2 separate regions of the Homo sapiens genome follow, and region 2 is linked to region 1. The links are chromatin contacts, found by Hi-C or POLR2A ChIA-PET in ENCODE. All regions are on one chromosome and are shown on one strand. Each heading gives the region's core, a stretch centred on a gene start or an enhancer-like site at or near the end of the contact. The rest is flanking DNA. Distances are from core to core; before and after follow the strand shown.

What was found. A loop is a pair of places that touch in the nucleus more often than their neighbours do. ChIA-PET counts read pairs that join two places held with the same protein, here RNA polymerase II (POLR2A). Pooled maps may share reads with other maps.
Region 2: a pooled map shows a loop between it and region 1 (3-fold over the local background). The contact joins the promoter of RNF212B here to the promoter of PRMT5-DT in region 1. A Hi-C loop is called at or near these places in 1 of 50 pooled maps. POLR2A ChIA-PET finds 5 or more read pairs at or near these places in 2 of 52 experiments (RWPE1 and WTC11).

The regions. Positions count from the first base shown.
Region 1 is chr14:22,927,982-22,931,676 of GRCh38, reverse strand. It overlaps PRMT5-DT (PRMT5 divergent transcript), which reads right to left and starts at 2,068. Exons shown (of 3, transcript NR_110002.1): 1 at 1,925-2,068. It overlaps PRMT5 (protein arginine methyltransferase 5), which reads left to right and starts at 2,301. Exons shown (of 17, transcript NM_006109.5): 1 at 2,301-2,425; 2 at 3,062-3,180; 3 at 3,466-3,551. The coding sequence starts at 2,316. It overlaps TRR-ACG1-3 (tRNA-Arg (anticodon ACG) 1-3), which reads right to left and starts at 1,976; the gene lies at 1,904-1,976. RefSeq lists a silencer at 1,848-1,937 and an enhancer at 2,348-2,457.
Region 2 is chr14:23,236,101-23,239,795 of GRCh38, reverse strand. RNF212B (ring finger protein 212B) reads right to left here and starts at 1,860. Exons shown (of 15, transcript NM_001282322.3): 1 at 1,741-1,860. RefSeq lists a silencer at 1,806-2,170.

The sequences.
Region 1 (3,695 bases), core at 819-3,318:
CAATCACTTCAGGCTTCATGGAGCTTTTTTTTTTTTTTTTTTTGAGATGGAGTCTCGCTCTCTCGCCCAGGCTGGAGTGCAGTGGCACGATCTCGGCTCACTGCAAGCTCTGCCTCCTGGGTCATTCTCCTGCCTCAGCCTCCTGAGTAGCTGGGACTACAGGCGCCTGCCACCACACCCGGCTAATTTTTTTTGTATTTTTTTTAGTAGAGACGGGGTTTCACTGTGTTAGCCAAGATGGTCTTGATCACCTGACCTCGTGATCCGCCTGCTTCGGCCTCCCAAAGTGCTGGGGTTTTTTTTTGTTTTTTTTTTTGAGACGGAGTCTTGCTGTTGCCCAGGCTGGAGTACAACGGCATGATCTAGGCTCACTGCAGCCTCCACCTCCCACCTCCTAGGTTCAAGTGATTCTCCTGCCTCAGCCTCCTGAGTAGCTGGTATTACAGGCGCACGCCACCACGTCTGGCTAAATTTTGTATTTTTAGTAGAGATGGGTTTCTCCGTGTTGGTCAGGGTAGTCTCGAACTCCCGACCTCAGGTGATCCGCCCGCCTCGCCCTCCCAAAGTGCTGGGATTACGGGCGTGAGCCACTGTGCCCAGCCTGGCCTTCATGGTGCATTTTTTAAATGCTTTGGTTTTTCCGACTTTCCTTTCCTCCTCCCCCTGCCCCGACATTATTTTGCTCTTGTTGCCCAGGCTGGAGTGCAGTGGCGTGATCTTGGCTCACTGCAACCTCCGCCTGCCGGGTTCAAGCAGTTCTCCTGCTTCAGCCTCCCGAGTAGCTGGCCGAGTAGCTGGGATTACAGGCGCCTGCTACCACGTTTAGGAGAGACGGGGAGTTTTCATGTTGGCCAGGCTGGTCTCGAACTCCTGACCTCAGGAGATCCACCCGCCTCCGCTTTCCAAAGTGCTGGGATTACAGGCGTGAGCCACCGCGCCCGGCCGGTTTTCCGGCTTTCATTCTTTTGGGGCACTTGCATTGCACCCAGGGTTCCCCAGAACTTATCCTACCCCACACCCTTTTCGTATTTCCTATGGCTCTGTCCCCAACGAGCTATGGTGATCTCAGTCGCATGGCCTCAGTTCTTTTCTTCTAGCGACCTCCATCCAACTTTCTATTACACAGCGCCCCCTAGACGTTCAATTCAGCATGACCAAACCCAAACCCTGATTTCCCAAACCCTCTTTCCGCATTTCTTGCTCACTGCATGGACAGAATCCTAGGCATCACCCCCTACTTTGCTTTCTCAGGACTCCTTGCCAGTCGGTCCCTAAGTTCTGCCAGCGGCGCCTGCGTGGGGTCTCTTGTACCGTGTTCTCCTCTCCATCCTTGCTGCCGAGCCCTCAACACCAGTGGGCCCCCTGCCTTCTGGAGTTCCCATTTACCTCCCTATGTCTTTCCTTGCTTCCTTCCTTTCCATCTCTAGCAGCTAATGACATGAGAAAATGTAGATTCTCTCTGGCCTCCATGCCAGCCAATTTCATGACTGCTGCCCACTGTAATTAATGAATTCCTTTTCTCTATCTTGAGGTGTGTGTGTGTGTTTAGGCGTTTATTTACACCTTTTGTGTTTGAAACACAAAACACTACTTCCTAGAATCACTAGGAAGTAGTAGCTGAGTTAGCAGTTTATTTTAATATGTAACATAGTAAGGTGACAAAGCTCATTTTAATAGCACCAGCCATTAACCCAGTTTTCTCAGTGTTCATATGGACGTAAATAATGACACAAGAAAAACACTTTTGAGGGTAGTTACGGGAAAAGCTGACATTACATGGCTGCATAACCCAACCGACTCAGGATCTGATAATGAAAGCGTGAAGATAATAAAGAAGCATCAAGCTGCGAAAGGAAAGGAAAATTACAAAATGCTCACGCAGCGAAGCTGCGAGGAACCCCACCGAGCCAGCCAGGAGTCGAACCTGGAATCTTCTGATCCGTAGTCAGACGCGTTATCCATTGCGCCACTGGCCCTGAGATGGCACTGTTTCTCTCCGTGATGGTACTTCAAGGTTATACTGCAGGGTTTCATGGGCGGTGTAGTCTCTCAACGGCGTTCTTCAGATAGACTAAGCATTCTGGGAGATTGAAGTTCGTCAGGAACCAGACCCTGAGATTGGTGGATCCATGCCGTACGCCACTGTGCAGCCCGCGGATTGGCAGGAAAAGCCACTCCCCATCCCTCCTGTTCGGGAGCTGTGGCAGACGCTCTGGTTGTTAAGGCGACTCGTCCCGCCTTCTGGGGCACTAGTTTGACTTTGTGATTGGCTACTAGTATCAAGGAATCCCGGCGTGGACAGCGCGAGGAGAAAGATGGCGGCGATGGCGGTCGGGGGTGCTGGTGGGAGCCGCGTGTCCAGCGGGAGGGACCTGAATTGCGTCCCCGAAATAGCTGACACACTAGGGGCTGTGGCCAAGCAGGGGTGAGGGCCGGACCTCCACGAGCGGAATGCGGGGTCCGAACTCGGGGACGGAGAAGGGCAGACTAGTCATCCCGGAGAAGCAGGGGTGAGGGGGTCGGCTAGGATGAGGAGGGGAGAGACTATTACTCTTTGGAGGGGAGGAGCCTCGGACCCAGTAACGTGAGGAAAATAACTTGTGGGAGGCCTGTGGTCACTGAGTCCCAAAGTTGGGAGAGTTGTTGGGTAAACTCTAAAGGGCCCTGGAGGTCGCGATTATTGTCTGGGAGTGGGAGGAGGTGTTAGGGGGCAAGGGAGAGAAGAGGCTAATTTTGACGGGGGAGGCATGGGCAGAACTGGGGCAAATCTGGATGTGATGGTCTTGGAAACATACTGACACCTGAGGAGAAAAAAATTCTACTTGTGGATATCCATCATTTTCTCCTTACTCATATGTCCCATGGCTGTGTTTTAGGGAGAAATTGAGGCACAGTACAGCAGAGTTGATATCCCCCAAGGTGGTCTGAACTCAGCAGCCTAGTAGGCTGAACTGATGGCAGCTGAAAGGGCTGTGCAAAATCAAGATAGCCTAAATCCAGTTGCTTGGCTCTCTGGCACTGCTGCTGTCTTTACATGATTCTGGGTCTGTCGCGGTTGTAGGTTTGATTTCCTCTGCATGCCTGTCTTCCATCCGCGTTTCAAGAGGGAGTTCATTCAGGAACCTGCTAAGAATCGGCCCGGTCCCCAGACACGATCAGACCTACTGCTGTCAGGAAGGGGTAGGGACCATCCCATATGCCCCTTAATTATTAGAGGCAATAACAACTTCTGCTTTATCGGGGCCCTCATTCTCCTCCTTTTCTGACTTGGATATATTTGTTAGTCCCTGGGATATAGATAACTTGTTTTCTCCTTGCTTCTCTATTCTGCATCAGGCTATCCCATGTCTATGTAGAAAAAACCTTTGTCTCTCATTTCTACTCTTGATTCCCAAAACTAAAAATTGAACAAGTAAAGTGCTGAACCTTATTCAGTATTTGTCTTTCTTGGGTGGGGGAGTGCAGACTGGAATACGCTAATTGTGGGAAAGCTTTCTCCATGGATTCGTCCAGACTCAAAAGTGGAGAAGATTCGCAGGAACTCCGAGGCGGTAAGACTGTTTGACTTCTCTGCTGGATTTTTCTAACCAAGCTGGGTGGGGAGAGTGGTCCCCTCCCATCCCCAATAACTTGGTAAATTAACTGATAGAATGAAATTAAAGCTATTAGGCTGGGTGCTGTGGTGCACACCTATA
Region 2 (3,695 bases), core at 611-3,110, 310 kb before region 1:
AATATAAAAATTAGCTGGGCATGGTGGCAGGCACCTGTAATCCCAGCTAATCAGGAGGCTGAGGCAGGAGAATCACTTGAACCCAGGAGGCAGAGGTTGCAGTGAGCTGAGACCGTGCCATTGCACTCCAGCCTAGGCGACAGAGCCAGACTCCGTCTCAAAAAAAAAGAAAAAGAAAAAGAAAAAAGAAAATACAATCCTAAAAATATAAAAACAAAAAATGAATCGTCCATTTCTTTTTTAACTACTTCCTGTGATATGGTGAGAGTGGAGCCAAGAGAAGGTAGTGAACCAGAAAGAGAAGATCACATATTAGCCACTTGGGACACATTTTATCTAAGGGAAATAGGGCTGATGAATGATGGTATGGTCTCAGCTTGTATACTTTCCTTCCACAGAAGGAAATATACTTTTCTTCTGCAGAAACTCAGAATCAGGCCAAGCATGGTGTCTCACACCTGTAATCCCAGCACTTTGGGAGGCCGAGGTGGGTGGATCACCTGAGGCCAGGAGTTCAAGACCAGCCTGGCCAACGTGGCAAAACTCCGTCTCTACTAAAAATAAAAGAAAATTAGCTGGGTGTGGTGGTGCACGCCTGTAACCCCAGCTACTTGGGAAGCTGAGGCATGATAATTGCTTGAACCCAGGAGGTTGCAGTGAGCCAAGATCGTGCCACTGCACTCCAGCCTGGGCGACAGAGTGAGACTCCATCTGAAAAAAAAGAAACTCAGAATCATAGATCTGATATGGACTTTGAAAAATTACTTAATGTTTGTTCAGTCCCAACATTTTTCAAAAGAGGTACCTGATATTCAGTAAAATTAAATGACTTGTCGAAAGTTCCATCTTTAGTTATTGGTCTCCTGATTCCCCATGTAAAGTTCTTGCTCCCACATTAAATAACTTTTGTGTTAGACATGGTAATCATATAGCCTGTATTTTCTGCCAATACCAATTTCATATACTTTGTTAAATACCTGAGTAAATGTGACTTTGTAAGGTTTCTTTGTGGGATTATTATTATTATTATTATTATTATTATTATTATTATTATTATTTTGAGACAGGGTCTGGCTCTGTCTCCAGGTTGGAGTGCAGTGGCAGATCAGGGCTCGCTGCAGCCTGGAACTCCTGGGCTCAAGCGATCTTCCCACCTCAGCCTCTGGAGTAGCTGGGACTACAGGCGAGCACCACCACGCCTGGCTATTTTTTATTTTTATTTTTATTTTTTGTAGAGACAAGGCCTCTCTGTGTTACCCAGGCTGGTCTGGAACTCCTGGACTCAAACGATCCTCCTTCCTTGGCCTCCCAAAGTGCTGGGATTACAGGCGGGAGTCACTGCACCGGGACTTTTCGTAGGATGTGTGTGTGTGTGTAACCGCTGAGGGATACAAACTTCGTAAGATTTACGATAAAAAATGTACTGAATAAACAGCTCAACGCAAACGCATCCCACAGTGCCACGAGCTTCGTTGTCCTATTTGTTCGATCGTGATACACTAACTTTCACCAGCAAGTGAGTCTAAAAAACCACTGAAAAGGCCCCGTTCTATATGCCCAGGTTTGTTTAAGGGCAGCAACAATGTCATCCCCTGAATTGACCAGATGAGCCCAACATAAAAAAGGCAGTGAACAGGGTGATTAAGGCGACCCTGAGGGCAAAATTCCCCTGCTTTCCAGAGGCGATGGGGCCTCAGCCGTCTCAAGCTTCTCAGTTCTTTTTCTGGCTACACTCCCTACCCGCTTGGCCGCTGTGATTCCAGAAAGCCTCAGATCTCAGGAAATCATCCAGTTCTCCTCACGAAGAGCTGGACATGGCGGGAAAGTAAACAGCTGGCTTGGCACCGGGTGAGGAAAGAGGCTGGGCGCAGCCGAGGCGGTGTGAGAGGTGTGGGCGGGGCCTGGCGGTATGCTAAATCAGTGGGCGTGGCTCCGTGGCGTGCGCGGGGCGTGGGCGGGGCCCGCAGAGGCTGTCACTGGGCTAGGAGCGGCTCGCGGTGGCGGGAGAGGGGTGTAGGAGACTTTTCCCAGCAGCCCAGGAAAATTCACCTCACTTAAAAGATTGGGGACAAATAAACACTGTAACCTAATCCCATACATGTTACTGTGGAAACAAAAAGGTGAAAATAAAACCTAATTAATGTTCCAATAAACGATGAGAACGCAATATAAATTGTGGTCATAAAGTGGGCGAAAACTTTTGCTTAATATTCTAAAATGAAATGAAAATAATGGGTGCTTTGAAAGAATAGCGTAAAATCGGAAACAGGAAAATTTAAAAATGATGCGGACAAAGAACAGTGTGATATTAATTGAGAACTAACAAATTTCAATTAAAAAAAGTCAACCTTTATTCAGAAATTTTTGGCCAGGGGCGGTGGCTCACGCCTGTAATCCCAGCACCTTGGGAGGCCGAGGCGGGCGGATCACTTGAGGTCAGGAGTTATAGACCAGACTGGCCAACATGGCGAAACCCCGCTTCTACTAAAAATACAAAAATTAGCCGAGTGTGGCGACACGCACCTGTAATCTCAGCTACTGAGGAGGCTGAGGCAGGAGAATCGTTTGAACCCGGAAGGCGGAGGTTGCAGTGAGCCGAGATCGCGCCACTGCACTTCAGCCTGGGAGACAGAGAGAGACTCCGTCTTTAAAAAAAAAAAAAAATTAGCCGGGTGTGGTGGCGGGTGCCCGTAGTCCCAGCTACTTAGGGAGGCTGAGGCAGGTGTATCACTTAATCCCACGGGGTCGAGGCTGCAGTTAGCTGTGTTCACGCCACTGCACTCCAACCTGGTTGAGGGAGCAAGACACTGCCTCAAACAAAAAAAAAAAAAAAAGAGAGAGACAGAATAAGATTGGCATCAGATTTCTCCACAGAAGCATTCTAGATAACAATGAAACAACATTTTCCAGATTTTCACGGAAACTATGATCCCAGAAATTTATATCCCCTTATATTGTGTTCAGGTATAAAGGCCACTGGCAAAAAGCATGCAAATGAGCTTTTCCTGAGGAATCCACTTAGAGTAGTAGTTCTCAAACTTTTTGGTCTCAGGCTTCCTTTACAAAATTATTGAAGACCCTCCAAAGAGCTTTTGTTTATGTAAATTGCATCTACCAATATTTACCAAATTAGCAATTAAAAGTGAGAAATTTTAAAATATTTATTATTTGAAATTTTTAAATATTATTTGAAAACAATAATAAACCCCATTAAATGTGTGTTTGTTTGTTGTTGTTGTTTGGGGTTTTTTTGCTTTTTGTTGTTGTTGTTGTTGTTTTTTGAAGCAGAGTCTCACTCTGTCGCCAGGGCTGGAGTGCAGTGGCGCCATCTCGGCTCACTGCAACCTCCGCCTCCTGGGTTCAAGCGATTCTCCTGCCTCAGCCTCCTGAGTAGCTGGGATTACAGGCGCCTGCCATTACGCCCAGCTAATTTTTTCTATTTTTAGTAGAGACGGGGTTTCACCGTGTTGGCCAGGCTGCTCTCGAACTCCTGACATCATGATCCACCTGCCTTGGTCTCCCAAAGTGCTGGGATTACAGGTGTGAGCCACCGCGCCTGGCCAAAATGTTAATATAAATAATCTATGGAAAATATGTTTTCCAAAACAAGAAAAATTTAGTGAGAAGAGTGGCATCGTTTTTACATTTTTGTAATCTCTTGCTATGTAGCTTAATAGAAAGCTGGTGGAGTCCTA